Regions from separate parts of the Homo sapiens genome. Here region 1 is linked to region 2. Evidence: chromatin loops called from intact Hi-C (ENCODE). Cell type or tissue: body of pancreas. All regions are shown on one strand. Links, peaks and the distances in the headings refer to the core of each region. The heading gives the core; the rest is flanking DNA.

Region 1 (10,662 bases), core at 1,675-9,674, 120 kb before region 2:
CCCTCTTCCGGCAGGAATGGGCATCGCCCAAGGACGTTTCCAGGGCGGCCCTCTTCTGGGGGGGTTTCCACGTCGCTCCATCCCTCTGTGGTCTGAGTTCCAGGGCTGTGCTGGAACGCGAGGCGAGCCCGGGGCTGGCTGCCGGGTTAACAAGAGAACGCGGCAAAACAAAAAAACCATCTGTTCAGTTGTTCTAAATTAGGCAATTTTGCAAGAAAATTGAGCAAATTATCAGTTCGATACCGCAATCACCAAAAATAACTAAATTCTGTCTTCTCTTCTTCCTATGTCAAATCCTTTTAATTTATCAGAAAAAGGAAAGGAGACATTCACAACTTTTAATTACCGAGACTCTGCGGGTTTGCTTCCTCACTAAGGAGCGGTGAGGCATTGAAAGTCGAGAGGCAGGCCGGGCGCAGTGGCTCCCGTCTGTAATTCCGGCGCTTTGGGAAGCCGATGGGGGTGGATCGCGAGGTCAAGAGATGGAGACCATCTTGGCCAACATGGTAAAACCCAGTCTCTAACTAAAAATACAAAAATTACCCGGCATGGTGGCACGCACCTGTAATCCCAGCTACTCGGGAGGCTGAGGCAGGAGAATCCCTTGAACCTGGGAGGCGGAGCTTGCAGTGAGCTGAGATCACACCACTGCACTCCAGCCTGGGTGACAGAGTGAGACTCTGTCTCAAAAAAAAAAAAAAAAAAAAAAGCTGAGAGGCAGCGAGGGTCAAGACTGCAGCCCCTCAAGTGGCTTCCAAAACTCGGCAGTTTCTCAGATTCACCTTAGTCATCTCCACTCTTCGGGTGAGGACATAGCCACTCTGGGTTTCCCTTTCCCCTCACCCCAGATGACTCACACTTTCAGACCCGCAATGCCAGGTCTCCGTAAAGATTTTCTGCAAGGGGAGTGTGGCTCTCACTTTTCTCTTTGCACAGTTTAGAGACTCTGCCCCCTGAAGGAAACACCCTTGGCCATCAAATCTCACTTGTTCCTTTCACGCTGTTTAATCTTCAGACATCCCGAAGAATCAAATCTCATTGACTTAGTAACCCAGGATATGGCATGCACAAGGGTTCCCAGTTACACGGTTTGGGGAACTCCTTCGTGGGACCTTGATGTATTTGTGAAAGACGCCAGACCAACGCCTTTGTGGGCAAAGAACCGCGTGTACCCATGGTTGAGTACTGGACAATGCCAGTCAGTAGGCTAAGCCCTTCATAAGCATTGCTACACAGTATCCTCACCGCAGTGTGAACTGAATTCCACCCTTATCCCTGCCTCCCGGATGGACACGTGGAGGCTTCGAGTCGGGGGACATCTTTCCCAGGGCTGAGAAGGAAGGTCTGCCCTCTCTCCCCGAGGTCCTCTGTCTGTGGCCTGCCTCTTTAGTGTGTCTTCAGGACACAGTGCTACCAAAGGGAGGAGCCACATTTTGAACCCAGATTCGCGTGATTCAAAAGCTGCCCTCTGAGCCAGGGCATCAACCTGGGATTTGCTACCCATTCCAATGACCTATCAATCTCATGTTTTGCCCACAGTTCCTGCCAATGAAAAGTGGAAAACAGCAACCCATGAGGTCCTAGACTTTACTGGAAAAACCACAAACGTAAGGAAGCATGTGTCTCCAACATGTGTTAACCCAGAGAGTTCCTTAGTGGTGAAAAGTCGGTCACACAGATTGCTTGGGGGTTTTTGACGCTGAGGAAGCACTGCCGGATTGCTTGTGAGGTCGTTTGGCAGGTCTACCGTGTGAGCAGCTCACAGGCACCATTTTGTTGCAAGTGAAATTGAATTCCTAAGCATTCTAGCATAATCATCTTCTCCACGTCCCTCTTCCTTCAACTGTGGCATTCTGACTTCCAGCCTTGATTAAAAGTGGGGTTTTCAGAGGAAAGTCTTTAATTTTCCCGTGTGTTATTCTGTTCCTACCATAATTTGCACTGTCTATGTTTAAAGGGTTTTCTCATTGAACACGTGCAAGAAACAAAAGTGGTCGGTAGTCGTATTTGTACCAACTGTCAGAGCACAGCCGTCAATTATAAGCAGTTGTTGCGATGGATTTATTCCACCTAATACTCGTGCATGTGTGAGCGAGTGGCTGCAGTGATGGCCATTATCACACCACAGTTATTGTGCTGAGTGGCTGCAGTGATGGCCATTATCACACCACAGTGACTGTGCTGTGTGCAGCAGGCACACCCGTGTTTGGGGCGACACATGTTTCTGACCATCACTGATTAAAGTGTCCTTGGTATCTGACCTCAGTTTCACAGCTGAGACCCAGTTCCTATTCGTGCTTCCAGAAAATTGAAGACCAATTTTGGAGATTCTTGAGATTTCCTATCAGAAACTAATTGATGCCATTCTCCTTTCCAGATGGCAGCTTCTGATAGAGCTGGGCATTCGAGAAAATACAATTTAGGAGCATGGAGACTTTATAAGCAGAAAGAATCATGTGGAGACTGTCAGCTGAGATCATTGGGGACACTGTCCTGATGATCCCAAAGTACCTAAGAACGATGGGCTGATGTCTTCTTTTTGAATATTTTGTTCTGATGACTTTTGTATTTTTAAAGCTAAAAAAGTCAAAAATTATCCTTATCTTGCCAAGTTTCTGAGGCTCAGCGACAAGGCCACACAGAGGTAAAACTGGGCCTCCCAACTCCTGATCCTACTTTGTAGAAACACTGCAGAGCTCTACGCTGGGAGGACCTCTAGAGCCTAACAGAGCAATGTATAACCAGAAAGCTGCAGTCCAGAGAGGATAAGGACTGGCCACAATTATGCGAGAGGTTCTAATAATACTTAAAGTAAAAATCCAGTTCCCCAAATTCCAAACTGGTGTTCTTCTCTTCCATGGTATTAGCATGAAAACATTAGTTTTCAGTAGCAATATTCATGCCCAACGAGATGATTGGTCCTTATTCACACAGGCCCTCCTCTTGGCTTTCGGGGAAAGAAAGATCTTTTGGAAGATGAGTCATTCAAAGCCCTAAGTATTAAGTGCAAAGGACACAAACACTCTAGACTCCAGTTGAAAAGAACTTTAAAATTACTAAACGTCCATGTGAATTCAGTGCGCTTTCAAGAAGAGCTGACGAGTCCTGGGTTCCAGCACCCTCTAGCCCCTTAGCTGCTGGTAGATCTCAGGTGCTGAACTCAGGTTCCTCATCTGTAGATGGGAACTCGTGACTCAACAAGGTATGTAATCGAACTCTGAGACAGAAATGCAGGAGTTCCCACTTCCAACGAAGGATCAACAAGAGAGCTCCTCAGCCCTGACCACAAATCCACCCGAACTCCCAGAAGATTCAGAAACAGCCATAGCGAGGGCTTGCTCTGGGCAAAACCAAGATAAATAGGCTCTCTGAGCTAATGCATCCTGTTCATCAGGAAGTGCCGTGGCTGGCAGGAAGCCCAGTTTGCAAGGGCCCAACTGGCCCAGAACTGTGAGACGGGAGCCAAGGAGACAGAGATCTTGCCCTGGCTCTGCCTCTGATGACCTGGGTGAGGGAGCCACTGGTTCTCTGAGCCTCAGTTTCCTTGCTGTGCACTGAAGTGTCTGCTGAACTCTAAGGGGGTGCGTGTTCTTCGTTTGGAGCAGAACCTCATGCTGCATACATCGATGTTTCTGTCTCAAGGAGCTATGGAGTCACAAAGGCAGGGGACAGCTGAGGGAGGCCTCCCAGGCCTACACATGGTATTGACTGCCTCTGAGCCACTGAAACGAACCTGTTCATTTTACAGCCTGTGGGTACTGCAAAGCCTAAGATTTGTAGTCACGCGAAGTTTCTGATCAGGGTGTCCTCCAGAGTAGAGTGCCCACGACAATTAAATGGACGTTTTGTTTCTTGTATTTTAGGGAACAAAGTGTCAACCAGCTTCCTCGTTTTATCCTCGGTGGAAAAGTCACCTTGGAGCCAGCAGGGTTGTTGCTGCACCTTAGAAATACAACCGCGGGACAACAGCCACAATTACCTAGAAAAGTGGAATGAAATTGCTCTTGAGCAAGTAAAGGGAAAGCAACATGTCCTTTGATGGCTGCTAGAAAGGAGAGGAGAGCAGAGTTAGGTGGATGAAACAGGCTGTGATGGAACCCGCCTGTGCCCATCAGAACAGGTGCCAGCAGGAGCAACTTGGCAGACCCCTGAGCTTGCAGGCTTGGTGGAAGCAGAGTAGCTTCCCTCGGACATGTGTGCCCAGGACCTGGGGGCCATGGTGTACCGCAGGCTGCAGGATCGAGCCTCCACTCGACACCGCCTGTCCATCCTAGGGCACAAATTCTCTCCTGGCTTGTGGTACATAAGCCCACAGGACCTCAGAAGAGTCGTTGCAAAGATGGGGAAGGTGCCATGGTTTATTTTATGTATTGTCTTGACCAGGCTAAGGGGTATACAGGTAGCTGGTAAAGGATGATTTCTTGGGAGGGCGGTGAGGGCATTTCTGGAAGAGGTGAGCATGTGAACCAGTGGACTGAGTGAAAAGGCTCCACCCTCACCCATGTGGGCAACATCAACCTGTCCCCCGAGGGCTTGAATAGACCAGAAAGTGAAGGGAGGGCAGATTTCCTCTGTTTCAGCTGAGACATCCTCTCCTGCCCTGGGACATCTGAGTTCCTGGTTCTCAGGCCTCAGATGCAGACTGGGACTGACATCATCAGCTCTCCCAGGTCTCCAGCGTGCAGGAGGGAACATGTGGGTCTTCCCAGCCTCCACAATCGCATAAGCCAATTCCTCTTAATAAACCTCTTCTATAAATTCCTGTCTGTCTGTCTGTCCATCTATCTATTTATCCCTGTCCGTTATGTATCTATCGGTCTGTCATCTATCTGTCTATCTGTTGTCTATCTGTTGTTTGTCTCTCCATCTGTCTATCTGTTGCTTGTCTCTCCGTCTGTCTATCTGTTGTTTGTCTTTCCATCTGTCTATCTGTCTCTCTATCTGTCATCTGCCTATCCACTTATCTATTTATCTTGTTGCTTCTGTTTCTCTGGAGAACCCTGACTAACACAGAGATAAAAAGGCTCTGAAGGGAGAGGCTGTGCTTCACGCCCTTGAGGTACTGAGAAGTTCAGAGATTAATCGAAAAACAGAGACTATATGGCCAAAGGCATGTCCTGAGTTTGCGGAGTGACAGGGTAGGCTAGATGTATATGACTTCCATGTAAAAATAAATTCAACACATGTCAAAGAGCATGTTTAACTCATCAATAAAGGAGGGAGACATAAGATATCGACTTGTTCAACAGCACACGTGGAGCGCAAGGTGCGCATAGGCGGTTGGAATCTGGAATGAACTTGCTAATAGGCATAAAGCTGCTAAATGTCCTCCAGGCCAATAACAAAATGATGCTTGTGGTTACACTTTCTTATAGAAAGGAAATCAATTGTATCTCTACCAGACAAAATTCATTTGCATTGCTACCGACAAAAACCGTCGGCATTACTGTCCGTCTTCTGCCCATTAGCCTCTCTCCCTGTGCCTCTGTAAAAACAGCCTGGTCAATAGATGGTAAGAGGCCCCACTGAGTGGGGTCCCTGGAGGGCAAGCCCCTGACGCCACTGCAAGGTTCCACCCAAGCCCTCGGCCACGTCCACATTATGGGAGGATCGTTCCTGAGCAGAGCAGATCCCAGTAGTCATGAGCAAAAAAACCTAAACAGCTAAACCCTAGAGCCAGCTGTCAAAGACAGAGGGCCTCCGCCTGGAATTCTTGACCGGAATGTCCACCCAACTGTGACTTTGCAAATTGAAGTGATGAATCCATTCTTGTGAAGCAGACCTCAGAGGAAGGCATCCCAGGTTATGAAAACAGAGGAGAAGCAGGCAGCAGCTTTGGGGTGCAGTGGAAGATGCACACTCGCCTTGTGGGGAGGGAACCGAAAGCTCTCTCACGTCCTGGGGTGAGAAGGAACAGCAGGCAGTTAACAGTTTCAGCTATGGAGAATCCAAGAGGCAACCAGCAGGGGGAGCCAGTGTATCGTCAAAACTCAGGTCTGATCCACGCTGACGACCAACAGGTGCATCTAACCCCCCTGGACCTGCAAAGTCCTCCGAGAAGGCGGACTAGAAATTTTCTCTGATTTGAATCAGCTGCCCTACAGTTCACATCCGGAAACATTAAATCAAGGGAAAACATTTTCTCTGTGAACTGCCTTAAATTGATAGGCCCCAAATCTGCCTTCACCTGGATGTCTGGAGATACCTCTGCTGAGAGGAAGAGGGTTCATTAAACATCTTCCTTCCAACACTGAAGTGAGGAAAACCATGTTCCCAGAAACCACCCAGCACCTCACTCTGAAAAATCCTTTCTCAACTCTCTAGGTATCTCTTTTTGTTCTGTTTAGAAAAATGAAGCATGCTTATTGCGAAGGGAAAAAAAGAAAAGAAAAAAGAAAGAAATGATTCTGAATGGCTTTGGTCTCCCATGATTTCACAAGTTTAGCCAGAGAAGCCATTAATAGCTAGGTCTGGGCTCCTCTTCAATACAGTTTCACTGAAAAAAAAAATGATGTTTCAAATTAGTAATTCATCACACCTGAATTAACACTAAAACGTCCATCAAATTAAAATCATTTTGCAAGATTGGAATTGTTTCTGCAACGCCTGAAGTCCAAAAATGGAGGCATGAGAGTGAATAAGAATCAGGATGTAAATGAATTCCTGACACGTCATTCCAGTCTCTGAATGGGGGGCTGGAGTAGGAATTAAATAATCACACGCAAATTGGATTTCCAAGATCTTTCCAGGCCAGCTACTGTAAGCTGTTTGTTGTTTGGACAGGTCAGTTTTGGGTGAGTTGTGTGCTTTCAGGGAAGCGAGGGGATAGCAGAGTGAGGGGTGGGGAGGAGAGAGGAGAAAGCCCACAGAGGTGCAGCCCCTAAACCAGGCCAGTGCCTTTCCTCCTGTTGGAAGCATAGAATTAAATTTCATTCACAAGCCCAAAGCACTTTCCACAGGTCTTTAAAATGGGATTAGCCTAAAGCAATCAAGTTGGAGAGACTAACCAGCAAACGCTAAAAGTACTCCCACCTGCCTACTCAATGGAACTGTTTGCCAGGGGAAAAAAAAAAAAGTCATCAGATGCATTTTCGTGGCATTGAGCAATGGATTAATGACACATGGAGACATGCAGAGACACTTGGAAGGCTGGCCTGAGCTCTCCGAGAGGCGGTGGTCAGCAGTTTAGGGTCTGAATTGGTATTTACACCATCAATCTCCAGCTGTGCCCAGTGTTCCTGGATGCAGCCTAGTTTTCCTGGCCTGAGAGCTCTCTGAAAAGTAGCCTCATGCATTTTGCATCCTTGAAACGTGAACTCTTTTATGCAGCATCCGATGTGAAGAGAGGCTGTGGAATGCGGGTGAGTGTGTTGGCAAATTTTATGTGTATTTTGTATACAAATAAATTTTTTATCTGTCCGTATAAATATAGGCATTCACAAATGTATGCCACAAATGCAAAATCTCTTCATATGAATGCACATTTTTAAAATGAGTTAAAGGGATGCTATAGAAGGGATACATTTCTCAAAGTTCGTGTGCTGTTAAAAAGAATCTTGAATAGACAGGACAAAATGCCTTCCTGTCAAGCATAAATGGAGGTATCTTAAATTAGCCAGTGAAAATCATTCCTGCTCTGTGTGAGACCTCATTTGGAGTGCGGGCTCCATTTACTGTGGGCTGGCTGATTACAGCAGGGCTGCAGAAATGAGGGGGCAGGAGAAAGAAACCAACTCCTTATACCTCTGTAAGACAATGAAAAAATTATATTAGCTTGCCCCCAAAGAAATCTAGAAAGAAAAGGAAAGAGTTCAACATTTTTAGAATAAGACCGAACAAATGGTTAATGTGCACTGGACGTAAACATAGTGAGTGTTCATTAGACATAAAAATAGTCACTTCTAAAAGATTAGAGATAAAAATATTGGATGATCAATTGTGGGAATCTTGTTTGCCTCTGACTTTTGTTACATTCTTACCTCTTCTGAGGTCCTATTTTTCCTGTGGTATTCATTAATTTGAAATGAACTGATGCTGACATTAATTGAAAAATAAAGGAAAAGAAAACTCTTGAATTATATATTAGCCCATTGATTGTCAAATACTTCCCTGCAGGTGCCATTTACCAATGTATGTTTCTGAATGCACACATGAATATGCGGAGTACTTTTCTCAAAAAAAAAAAAAATTAAAGGAAAGGCTAAAGAAATAAAGGAAGGAAGGAGATTTCTAAATACGGAAGAATAGTGCCTGGACTAGAAGAGTATGTACTGTGTATCTTCATCAAAGCTATACTATTTTACCTGTTTTAATTGACTGTGTGAGTTCATAGGGATCCCAAAACTAACTCCTTAAAAACACGCAGACAGAAAGAGCAAATAAAATGCACATCCAGCCGGGCGCGATGTCTCAGGACTGTAATCCCAGCACTTTGGGAGGCCGAGGCGGGCAGATCACGAGGTCAGGAGATTGAGACCATCCTGGCTAACACAGTGAAACCCCGTCTCTACTAAAAATACAAAAAAATTAGCCGGGAGTGGTGACAGGCACCTATAGTCCCAGCTGCTCGAGAGGCTGAGGCAGTAGAATGGCATGAACCCGGGAGGCAGAGCTTGCAGTGAGCTGAGATTGCACCACTGCACTCCAGCCTGAGCGACACAGCGAGACTCCGTCTCAAAAAAAAAAAAAAAAAAAAAAAAGAAAGTGCTGGAAAATTCCCTGGGTACATATGGGCTCTATCCCTTTGCTATTCTGAGCAAAGCAACTCAACAGAGGCTTCCCAGCACTGTTTCTGGTGCCAGCATCTCCAGGGCCACTGTGGGCCAGGTCTTTGGTCAGACGACACAAATTAAATGAACATTTACTACGCACCAGGCTCTGGTCCACAGTCAGGACATGGAGCAGAGAAGGCAGGGCGCCCACCTTAGAGAGGGTCGCATTTCATGTGCTCACAGGAATACAGACCATAAACCCCTTGATATGGTTCGGCTGTGTCCCCACCCAAATCTCATCTTCAAGTGTCATAATCCTCACATGTCATAGGAGGGACCCAATGGGAGGTACTTGAGTCATGAGGGAGGGTTTTCCTGTGCTGTTCTCATGGTAGTGAATAACTCTCATGAGATCTGGTGGTTTTATAAAGGGCAGTTCCCCTGCACACAGTCTCTTGCCCGCCACCATGTAAGACGTGCCTTTGCTCCTCCTTCACCTTCTGCCACGATTGTGAGGCCTCCCCAGCTATGTGGAATGTGAGTCCATTGAACCTCTTCTTCTTTGTAAATTACCCAGGCTCAGGCATTTCTTCAGAGCAGTGTGAAAATGACTAATACACACCTATGTCAATAATTAGGAGGACTGCTGGTGCTGAAAGGGGTAACATTTAAGAGTTAGCACTTACATTCTTTACCGAACATTTTTACTATTTAATTATGCTGCTTGTGGAATCAGTTGCTGTTATGTCACTGGGACAAATCATCATGGCCCTGCTTGATCCTCAGCTACTAGTTCAGTGGGGCCTATGGGACCCAGAAAATCACAGTCTCTCCTAGGGATGTAGTAAATTCAGATGGGAATGAGGTTGGGAGATGAAATTTCAGTAACAATAGTTTCCTAAATCTGTGACCAGTAAGAGGAGTCCTTCGGTCTTGACATTACTAACCATGTTGTTTTCGCTATTGGTACTGCCTCGATACATCAGCTAGCTTAAGCAAACAAGCTCACAATCTCAGTGGCTCATAAGACACGTTCATTTCTTGCTCTTGGTCCTTGGTGCTGAGGACTGGCTTCAGGTCTACCTGTCGGATTCTCTTATCAAGGCCTGGCTGAAAGGCCAGCCCCTGGGTCAGCAGGACCACTCTCATGGCAGATCGAAGAATCAAGGCAAGGACTCCAAACCTTCTGCTGGGAGGTGGCACAGGGCACGTCCACTAGGTTCCACTAGCCAAAGATGTCACGTGGCTGCTGGGATGGGAATCAATGGGAGGGAATGTAGATACACATCAACGGGATGGGGACTAGGGACTCTCCTTGTGAGGAGCCATTGGAAGTCACATGTCACCCTGTGGGAATGGGTGATCCCACAGAAGGAGGCCATCACCTAACTGGGAACAGGAGCCCATCTGTCTCGTGAAGCTTATCAGCGTGCTTTCTGTCTAGTATCACAGATTACCACAGGAGAGATGCTGAATCTACCAAAGGGTTGAGACTGTGTCATTTATATATCTTAGCGTGCTCTACAAAGGCATTCCAAACAGCCATTAACCCGGGATGGATGAACTCTTAGTGTCTGTTTCCAAATCAGTGATACAGAACTAGCCTCCACTATTGTCCTCAAAAACACTATTTCGGATTTTATCTCCCTTAAAACTGATCACAAACGATAAATATTTAACAGCACGTCCACTAAACATAAAATTTGCCTTCCCAGAAAATGTGTATTTTATTTTTGTTTCTCTTTTCATTTGTCACAGTATCTTATAGGCATAAAGATTAATGTACACGTAATTCTTATTTTCTATATGAAATTTCTACTTACTATTTTTACATGAAAAGAAAATATGTGACTATTGTCTAAGGGTGTCACACAGCTCTTGGTCAGCAGGATAAAACAGAAACAGCAAGCAGGCCAAACAAGGGATTTAGCCAAGCCCGCTGAATCCTCGG
Region 2 (10,662 bases), core at 1,015-9,014:
TGTACGTGTGTGTGTGACAAAGTCTCGCTCTTGTTCCCACGCTGGAGTGTGATGGCACAACCTCGCCTCACTGCAACCTCTGCCTCCTGGGTTCAAGCAATTCTCCTGCCTCAGCCTCCGGAATAGCTGGGATTACAGGCACACATCACCACGCCCAGCTAATTTTTGTATTTTTAGTAGAGACGGGGTTTCACCATGTTGTCCAAGCTGGTCTCGAACTCCTGACCTCAGGTGATCTGCCTGCCTCGGCCTTGCAAACAGCTGGGAGTACAGGCATGAGCCACTGTGCCCGGCTCTTTTAATCTTTTAATCAGGAAATCAGCAGGACCTTTGAGAGAAGCAACTTAGGGCTCTAGACTCCTTTACAGGTTTCATGGGGCTCTGGGGCCATCTTGTGGTGACGAGCAGGCGCATAGAGCACGAGAAAGAAGAGAAAGAAGGGGAGAAAGGCGTCACAGGCTGTCAGCGAGTACAGTTATGTAAAGATGAGGGTCTTTTAAAAAAGCTTAGGTTACTTAGTAATCGATAATACAGAAGCGATTAAAGTCTTTCTCAAATTTTACTACGCATAAGAATCACCCAACAAGTCCTGTTTAAATGAAGTGTGTGATTCAGCATTTCTTGGGGAGGCTTCATTCCTGCCTCTCTCATGCCCCATTCAGAATGCCCAGTGCAGATTGCAGGCCAGGCTCTGAGCAGCAGGCAGGGCTTAGAAGGTGAGGAAGAGAGACAGACACGAATTCCCAAGGGTTGAAGTTAGTATCTTGAGCTGAACCCCAAGCCTCCTAGCATTGTGTCCCATGCATGCACAGTCCCAGCCTTTTGGATTGGAGTGAGACACAGGACCCCGTGAGCATGAGGGCAGCTGAGGCTTCCACAGAAGCTGAGTGGGGTGGGGACTCCGGGCACTCCTCATTCTCATAGCAGGGAGCTTACCAGACGCTCCAAAAACTAAAGAAGTCCAAAGTCAACTAGGCCAGGATTTCTGTTTTTCTCAATATTAGAGTCTTGGTAACAGGTATATAAAACTCATTTATTTGAAATTGCTTTTCAACCCAGGCATGGTGGCTCATGTCTGTGATCCCAGCACTTTGGGAGGCTGAGGCAGGAGGATCATTTGAGCTCAGAAGTTCAAGACCAGCCTGGGCAACATAGTGAGACCTCGTCTCTACTAAAAATAAAAAACAATTAGCTAGGTATGGTGGCGCACACCTGCAGTCCCAGCTACTCAGGAGGCTGAGGAAGGAGGATCTCATGAACCCAGGAGATCAAGGATGCAGTGAGCTATAATTATGCCACTGCACTCCAGCCTGGGCAACAGAGTGAGATTCTGTCTCAAAACATTTTTTTTAAAGAATTTTTTCTATATATATATATATATATATATATATATATATATATATTTTTTTTTTTTTTTTTTTTGAGATGGAGTCTCACTGTATCACCCAGGCTACAGTGCAATGGTGTGATCTCAGCTCACTGCAACCTCCGACTCCCAAGTTCAAGCAATTCTTCTCCCTCAGCCTCCAAAGTAGCTGGGATTATAGGCACCCGCCATCATGCCTGGGTAATTTTTGTATTTTTAGTAGAGATGGGGTTTCGCCATGTTGGCCAGGCTGGTCTCAAACTCCTGACCTCAGGTGATCTGCCCACCTTGGCCTCCCAAACGGCTGGGATAACAAGTGTGAGCCACTGCCCCTGGCCTCTATAGGTATATATTTTCTAAATTCCAAATTTGTCTAGCTAGCTAGGGAATGCAGCAAAAGAAAGGTGTCTAGAGCCCCATTTGTTCCAATACAATAAACATGGAAAGGACACATAGTTCAGCTAACACTGATTGAAGATGTCCCATGTTTGAGGCAGGCTATAGGGGTGATGGGGTCCCTACTGAACATTGTGCAAAGAAACACAGCCGCCATCCTCAAAAAGGCTGGCATCGTGGTGGGGTAAAGTCTATTCAAAATGCCTCGTGGATGAATCTGGCACTTCCCTTACGAGCACAGTGCCACGTCCACGCTGCTGTTTGTCTTACAAATGGACCATTTGGGATCTGGTCCCAGTCTAAAGAAGTAACGAAGTAACAAGGAGGCGTCCTCCTCACAACAAAGAAAGGTGGGAGGGAGGGACGGGGAGAAAGAGCTAGAGAGACAGAGAGAAAACAGATGGATCATTTCCCCAATCAGTAAGAAACTTTCAAAATATTTTAATACCTTCTTTTAAATATGATTCACTCAAACTATTTTTTTAAAACCATGAATCACGCCAAGAAATGAATCTAATTTGACCCACACGCGGGCTGAAATCAGTTTCACAAAGAGGTTGTTACTCTTACTCAATGTGGTGCATTCAGGTATTTTTTGTTCTATTTCATTGCATTAAACAAAAAGAATGCTGGTCACTGCCTACCAAGAGGCTCATACAGCTCACTGACTAACTCAGGGGTACTTGTCATTCCTGGACACTTGGTCCCCAGCCCACCCGGCTCTCCTCTCTAGGAAGCAAGCTGCCTGAGGCTATTTTAAGTGCTCTCCTTTCTCCACCAAGAATTGGAATCTGCCCAGCTGAGCCCCAGACGCTGGAGGGGTCCCGGGGGTCAGTCAGCCCTGCACCACCCTCCAGCTCCTCTTCTGGCCATACAAGGAAGTCCAGTGTGGGGATGACTAAGCAGCTGACCCGGGGCGGGGGAGGGCAGCCCTGGAGCGGGAGGCAGGGCCGGCCTCTCCTGCCAGCCATCAGCCCCTGCGGGCTTGTCCTGTGGTGAAAAGTCCCAGGCCTCCACCCAGGCAGCACCTGACCTCTCTGCTCCCTGAGAGGAGTGAAGTGGACCTCAAGGTCTGGAGGTGGAGGCACAGCCTTGCACTGACATCAGGCCCTAAGCTCTAGTTCTACACAGAGATAGCCCATCTGTCCTGGCCTCCCGGGGGCTCCCAGGGGCAGGGAGATCTGGCCTGGCCTTCCCAGCAATGCGTGCCTCAGTGGAGAAACCCCAGCTTCCCAGCATTAGGACACACACTCTCTCTCACACCCTCCGTGGTTCCCACTGACCTCACTGCAAAGTCCACAGTAGAAACTCACAGAGACCTGCTGAAGAGGCACCTGCCCAGCTGTCAGCCTGTTCCTCCACCTGCTCCCCCAACCTGCCCTCTCACCTGCTGTCTACACTCATTCCCCCCACCTGCTCTCTCACCTTCCTCTTCCACCCGCTCCTCCCACCTGCTCTCTCACCTGCTGTCTACACCTGCTCCCCCCACCTGCTCTCTCACCTGTTGTCTACACCTGCTCCCCCCACCTGCTCTCTCACCTGCTGTCTACACCTGTTCTCTGCTCTGGCTGCCCCCACCCATCCATCTCCCCCACACCCTTCTTGGACACTGCCCGGTGCTGCCCAGCTCCCTCACACAACACTGCCCCTCCCCACTCATGTCCTGCTTCCTCGATGGTCTTCCCAGAGGAGGCCCCACGTTCTCAGCCCCTACCTGTTCCTCAGGTCACCATTTCCTGGAGCCACCTTCCATCCCCCAGAACTCAGCTGGGCCCTGCAGACATGTACATGCTACCAGGTGACCTGTGGCCACTCCTCCTGCAAAGCTTTTCCAGGTGTCTCTGTTTTTCTTGTTCCTCAGAACGATAAAAGTTCCCAGATCCCAGGGACTTTCAGGCTGCTCCCACCACAGAGCTGGCCAGCATCCTTTGAGGCAGAGAGATGCTAGGGGTAAGTCCATGAGGCGGGGCCTGTCTCCGGGGCTGGGAACCTGGAGTCACTGAACCGGGAGGCCAGCGTGTTGCCCAGGGCTTCGCCTTCCTGCTGTGGTTTGAAAGACAGGAATACTAATGAGGTTTCCTTAACCTCCTAAGTGAGTGTGTGTGTGTATGTGAATGTATGCACGTGCACACACTCACACTCACACACACACACACCAGCCCCTGTAAACAAGGCTGCAGGTTCCAGAGAAGATGGCTCCCTCAACCCACAGAGAATTAAGACAAATCCTCATGAAGCCACGAGCAGAAGTCGGGGGGAAATCATTAACTCTGAATGAGAATCTCAGGAATTCATAAACATGATCTGAAATTACCCATCTCCAGGGAAGGGTTCCAGAAGTCTATTTTGTAGGAAGAAACTTGAGGACCCACTGTTAATAAAATTAGAGTCATTCCTGGAATGTTGCCAGGATATAGCTTACAAGATAGAAAAACAAGCTATAATCATAGGAGTGTATTTTTAAAAAAAAATAGAATAACAGTCAGAAGATGGTCATATTCTAGAAGAGCTGCAGGAATAAGGGAATCATATGCTCCAAAACCCTTTAGAGAAGGTACGCTCGGGCTCCAGACAGTTGGCCTGGTTCTTTGGACAAAAGTGGTGAATTGGTCCTCTCTCTCTCTCTCTCTCTTTCTCCCTCTCTCTGTCCTTTCCTCCCTCCCTCTATCCATCCCTTTCTCTCTCTCTCCCTCTCTCTCTGTCTCTCCCTCCCTCCCTTTCTCCCTTTCTATCTCCCTCTACCTCTCTCTCTCTCTCTCCGTCTCCCACTCTCCCCCTCTCTCTCTGTCTCCCTGCCTGCTTCTCTCTCCCCTCCCCGCATCCCACACACATCATGGTAGAAACGCCGCTTGGTATCATCCCACATCCTCTGTGCCCATCCTCTTCTGCCAACCCACCCTCTGATCTGTATACGGGTCCCTGGTTTATTCTGTCCACCCGAAAAATCTCAGCCCTGCAGGTAGAAGATGCTGCTGTTCTATTTCCATGATGCCAAATGCCTAGAAATTAAGGGAAAAACCCATTCACCAAAAAAAAAAAAGGACCTTATGGAGAATCCTAGCATTTACTTCTGTTATGCTCCTTTTTTTTTTTTTCCTTTTTTTTTTAGGGTCTCAGTCCTGGGAAGCTCTGGGATGAACATGGCTCCTGAGCATAGACACCACCCTGACAGAGGCTCGTGCGTGTTCAGCTTCATCCTCGGAACTTTACACTCACTCTTGACTCACTCCACTTTCTGTGTCTTTTTTTTTTTTTTGGCCTGACTTTTAAAAAAACAATCTGAGAATAAAGTGTAAAAAGAAAGTTTCTGAATCCTTAACTGAGGTCAAAATCTTGGAGCGAAAGCCAAAGATGCAGTGGCCAAGAAGCCCGGGGAACGGGGGGCGCCCCCCAACCCAGAATCAGTCACCAGTGGGGAGAAAACCCCCGAACCCAGAATCAGTCAGCAGTGGAGAGAAAACCCCCGAACCCAGAACCAGTCAGCAGTGGAGAGAAAACCCCCGAACCCAGAACCAGTCAGCAGTGGAGAGAAAACCCCCGAACCCAGAACCAGTCAGCAGTGGGGAGAAAACAAGAGCTTCTATGTGCGGCTCCCTGACGAGCACTTGGAAAGCAAATGCGTTTCAGCCCAGAAGAAGGTCAAGTGAGGAAATGCCCTAAATGGGGCTTATTCCTTGCCCAGCCCTGAGACTGGGCTGGAGGCCCCAGGCAGGAGAGGGAGGGCCAGGCCGTTTCAGGCTGTCACCACAGAAAATGCTGATGGAGCAGGAGGCTGCAGAGTGAGTCGACCTTTCTGCCCTCTATGCAGAGGCCCAGCCCTTGTGGGCGGACCTCCTGACTCCCTCTTCTTACTTAGTCTGGCTACTGTTGGCATATTAAAGTTGGTGATCATTTTGAACATGAGTGCTAAACTGAATTTTGTTAATTCTAATAATTTATCAAAGCATTTTACTATTTCTAGGAAACAGAATTACATTGTCCTCAGAATAATTTTGTCTTTCTTGTTAATAATAATAGTCCTTCAGTCTCCCTGCCTTCCCTCTGGGTGTGAGCGCATCTCTGCCAATGTGGGGCATGAGAACGGATGCCAGAGGCAGACCAAGCAGTTCAGAGGCTATAGCAGCAATTTATTTTTATTTTTATTTATTCATATACATTTTTTTGAGATGGAGTCTTACTCTGTTGCCCAGGCTGGACTGCAATGGCATGATCTCGGCTCACTGCAACCTCTGCCTCCTTGGTTCAAGAGACTCTCCTGCCTCAGCCTCTGCAGTAGCTAGGATTACAGGTGCCCACCACTGTGCCCGGCTAATTTTTTGTACTTTTAGTAGAGACGGGGCTTCACCTTGTTGGCCAGGCTGGTCTTGAATCCCTGGCTTTGGGTGATCCACCCATTTTGGACTCCTAAAGTGCTGGGATTACAGGCGTGAGCCACTGTGCCCAGCCCATTGTGGCATCTTAATCACAGAGCAAAGAAGGCCTGGACCCAGCACGAAGATGATGAAAAGGGGGAAGAGCAGCTGTCTCACCTACGGTGTTGCCAGGAGCTTCCAACTTCGAACATAAGGGACACTAAGTAGCTTTCCCAATAAAACAACTGAGTTGTTGGATAAAACCTACAAAAATACATCTTTGTAAGTGCACGACTGGGCTGGCATTGAAGGATGGAATCCACAGCAGTCAATAAAGAATTGGCAGGAACCAAAGTGGAATTTTTTTTCTGTTTAGACAGTTGCACAGAGGACAGGGCATAAGAAAGAAAACCGGACGCCTCTCCAAAATGAGGTTGGAAATCTGACATCTTAGACTTAAAATAAAAGCCCACCTTAGAGCAGGAGCAGCAAGGAGAGCACCTGTCCCTGCATTGGTGATGGGTGGAGGGAAAACCACTGACCCTGAGAACCAGTGAGAAACAGTCCTCCAGGAGTTCATGCTGGAAGACATCAAGAGCATGGGTCAAATTGACGTGGCACCAGGTGGCTGCTAGCTTCACCTCTACCCCATGTGAGCAGAAAATCCTTGCTGAAACAATGCAACTCTGTCCTCAAAATATCTCCCCACATAAAATTCCAAGGAAGATAAGTCCAGGTGCAAAAAGTTACAAAACATAAGTAAACAAAGTACTGTGGATACATCCAATAATTCAAGAAACAAATTCAGCAGAGCCACAAAAATCCAAAAGGTGGAAAAGATCAACTGCTGGCAAAGTATCCACTGCTGTTGCAGCTGTGAAGAGACTGTATTTCATAAAAAGCTCTGTGGCCTCACATTTGCCTTCTCAGGCATGTCCCCCCAGAAATGCCCTTGCACTGTCTTGTCCAAGAGACACATATGGGGCAAGAATATTTAGGCAGTGATTGTAGAAATAGAAAACACCTGAAGGCCATCCAAATACACCTCTATCAAGGAAAAAAGTTGGCATACTCACATTGTGCAATATTATACAACAGTGAAAATGAACTGCAGTTAAAAGCATCAACAATGAAAAATTACAGTGAACAAAGGAAATTACTGAAAAATACACTGCTATTCCATATACAGTACACAAACCATATGACTTTGCTTAATAATATACACAGAAATGATAAACCTTATGAAAAGCAAGACAAATATTAACACATGAGTCCTATGTATGGGTGAAGAAGGGAGACCCAGGTGATCAAGGAAGGGCATATTGTAGCCTTTCAAGACACTCGATGCTAAAGGATGATGACAACAGTGCAATTATTACTCTATAGGATTATGCATTCAGTTTTGTTCGTTTCTTTGTTTGTTTTTGAGGTGGAGTTTCGCTCATGTAGCCCAGGCTAGAGTGCAATGGCGCGATCTCAGCTCACTGCAACTTCCGCCTCCCAGGTTCAAACGACTCTCCCGCCTCAGCCTCCCGAGTAGCTGGGATCACAGGCGCCTGCCATGATGCTCGCTAACTTTTTGTATTTTTTTTAATAGAGACGGGTTTCACCATGTTGGTCAGGCTGGTCTTGAACTCCTGACCTCAGGTGATCCACCCACCTCAGCATCCCAAAGTGCTGGGATTACAGGCATGAGCCACCATGACTAGCCAAGTTTTATAGACTCTTATGTGTCATATATTTCATAATTAAACATAAAAAAAGCATTTACTGTAGTTTGTAAATGAAAGAGCAATAAAAAATGTTGCAAACTTTTAAACATAAAACCTGTCGTATAGCTCATAGTGACCCTCATATTAAGCTGTGGTAAATTCCAAGTGTATTTCATTGTAATTATCTAAAAACTAGGTGAACAGATGAAAAATTGAGTTCAGTTTTAAAACAAGATCGTAGGCCGGGTGCGGTGGCTCACACCTGTAATCCCAGCATTCTGGGAGGCCGAGGCTGAAGGATCACGAGGTCAGGAGATCAAGACCATCCTGGCTAATACAGTGAAACCCCATCTCTGCTAAAAATACAAAAAAATATTAGCCGGGCATGGTGGCAGGTGCCTGTAGTCCCAGCTACTCGGGAGGCTGAGGCAGGAGAATGGCGTGAACCCAGGAGGCGGAGCTTCCAGTGAGCCGAGATCGTACCACTGCACTCCAGCCGGGGTGACAGAGCAAGACTCCGTCTCAAAAATAAAAAATAAAAATAAAAAAATAAAATAAAAAAATAAAACAAGATAGTAAGATAATGTTACTGGTTGAAGGTGTCCAGGTTCTTGGCACCTTGAACAAAGAATTGGACACAACGCACAAATGGAGCAAGGAAAAAATGAAGCAACAGAAGCAGATATTTATGGAAAATGAAAGCACACTCCACAGGGTGGGAGGGCCCGAGCATGGAGAGACCGTTACTGAAGTTTCTGGGGTTTAAATACCCTCTAGAGGTTTCCATTGGTTACTTGGTGTACACTCTATGTAAATAAAGAGGATGAAGTAAAATTACAAAATCATGTACTCGGTGTACGCCCTGTGTAAATGGAGAGGATATTTCCTGTCATAGCCCAAGAGTTTCCATTTGATTTAGTTCTCCGAAGTCAGGGTGAATCGGCCTTATGTTCCTGCCTCCAGACCCTTTTCTCCTGCCTCCGTGGAATGGATGGCAGGACATGGAAAAGTGTTTTGTCCAAATGACATGTCCAAGGGCACTGGCAGCTGAAGGCAAGAGGGAACCAGTTAGTGCCACGGAGGAATGCCCACCCCCGTCTCCACACCGCACAGAACAAAGTGAGTGTCCTTGTCCTGAACCCTCTGAGGTGAGTATCTTGCCTCAGTGCTTTCATGAAACCCTTTTTTGGAGAGACTCATTCTCTCCCCTTCTGTACCTACAAGGCAGCAGGGATAGCCCCTCTCAGGCTGAAGTTCTTCTAACAAAAAAGAGAATAAAATAATAGAATTAATGTAACGAATAGTAAAATAATGAAAATGAAACTTTTTTTTTTACAGAAGCAGCTCTGGAATTTCATTTATTGGCATTAAAAGCAGAAAATGGTCCTATAGAGCTCAATTTAATGGCAAAGATTAAGGAAAGAATAAAGACTCTGCCTAATAATGGTGACATGAGCTGTTCATATTGTCATTTTCTCTGGGACCTAATATGGGGGAGGAGGCGGGACCCCGTGTCGCCAGGCCCCAGGTGATTTTCACACTGTTTCCCCAAATCACTGCAGCCTCTTCCCTGCTGGTCCCTTGATGCTGCTGCTGTGCCTGGCGTCCTGTGGGACAAGAGTGCAACAGGGCGCTGGGCACCTTGGCAGCTTCCAGTGGGATAGGCCTGCGGCATTCTGAGCCTGAATGCGGTGATCACCAGGAAGTAAGGAGACACAAGCAGGAGGGGTTCCAGGATGGAGGGGCCACTTCTCAGGGATCAGTCTCAGGCCCCAGTTGGGAAGGATCCCCTTTCAGGACAATGGCTCCAGGCCAAGGGCAACGCTGTTTCTGTGCGTCCTGATGACTGACCTGCGTCCACAGGGAAGCGTATCTGGGCTCCTTTTTTCCAGGCTGTGTTGGGAGCACCTTGAAATGGGCACTGGTGGATTTCAATTCCAGCCTTCCGGAAGCCATTCCAAATGGAAACTGAGCTAAGGGATGTAGGTGGAGTAAGTAAACAATTTTAGGTCCCAAACAACAGTTTTCAGATACAATATAGTGTGCGGGGAAAATAAAGCTTTGGGACCCCAATTCACAGCCAAAAAGGAAAAAAAAATTAAGCTGGAAGCTGAATCATGCAAGAAACTGCCTTTCCTTTTGTTCCTAAGCAGATAGCTACAGATAAAGGGTTACATATCTCCACAGGAAGCTGGTCTATGTTCACCTTATCTTACGTACAGGGCTGATTTACCACATGTGAGATGAAGACATAGCTGACCATCCCCATCTGCTCTGTTTCTCTTGCAACCTAAGGATGACCACAGGTTCCCTCTTTCCCCTCCAGCCCACCCTTCCCCTCCAGCCCACCCTTCCCCTCCAGTCCACCTTTTCCCTCCAGCCCACCCTTCCCCTCCAGCCCACCCTTCCCCTCCAGCCCACCCTTCCCCTCCAGCCCACCCTTCCCCTCCAGCCCACCCTTCCCCTCCAGTCCACCTTTTCCCTCCAGCCCACCCTTCCCCTCCAGCCCACCCTTCCCCTCCAGCCCACCCTTCCCCTCCAGCCCACCCTTCCCCTCCAGTCCACCTTTTCCCTCCAGCCCACCCTTCCCCTCCAGTCCACCTTTTCCCTCCAGCCCACCCTTCCCCTCCAGCCCACCGGTCCCCTTTAAATACTGAAGCCCTCAAAATCATACTGGGAGGAAGGCACAGACCACAGACTGTTTCTGTGATTCCATGTTTTTTCCTTCCGAGCATGTCCTTAACCTTGGCAGAATTAACTTTTAAATGGATTGAGATTGGTCTCAGGTACCTTTTGGTTTACAATCGCATGCCTCAGCCAGCGCACTGCTCTGTGG

What was found. A loop is a pair of places that touch in the nucleus more often than their neighbours do. Peaks named below come from ENCODE experiments on the same cell type or tissue, not always from the same donor. Only the 100,000 strongest peaks of a DNase experiment are listed, where the experiment ranks them.
Region 1: a loop joins it to region 2, with 3 times the contacts of the local background. A loop is called at or near these places in 82 of 110 quality-filtered maps.

The regions. Positions count from the first base shown.
Region 1 is chr10:2,922,478-2,933,139 of GRCh38, forward strand. No RefSeq gene overlaps it. Among named protein-coding and RNA genes, the nearest start is that of PFKP-DT, 140 kb to the right of the region's middle. RefSeq lists enhancers at 1-971, 6,903-7,472. In body of pancreas, for the core only: a CTCF peak has its summit at 5,964 (motif pointing right); DNase peaks (open chromatin) are centred at 3,414 and 5,974.
Region 2 is chr10:3,043,344-3,054,005 of GRCh38, forward strand. It overlaps LOC124902532 (a long non-coding RNA gene), which reads right to left and starts at 3,768. Exons shown (of 2, transcript XR_007062356.1): 1 at 3,477-3,768; 2 at 1-391. It overlaps PFKP-DT (PFKP divergent transcript), which reads right to left. Exons shown (of 4, transcript NR_160681.1): 3 at 10,617-10,662; 4 at 9,151-9,799. RefSeq lists enhancers at 2,089-4,908, 3,670-4,235, 4,236-4,799 and a silencer at 2,394-2,688. In body of pancreas, for the core only: no CTCF peak of the experiment used is centred there; no DNase peak of the experiment used is centred there.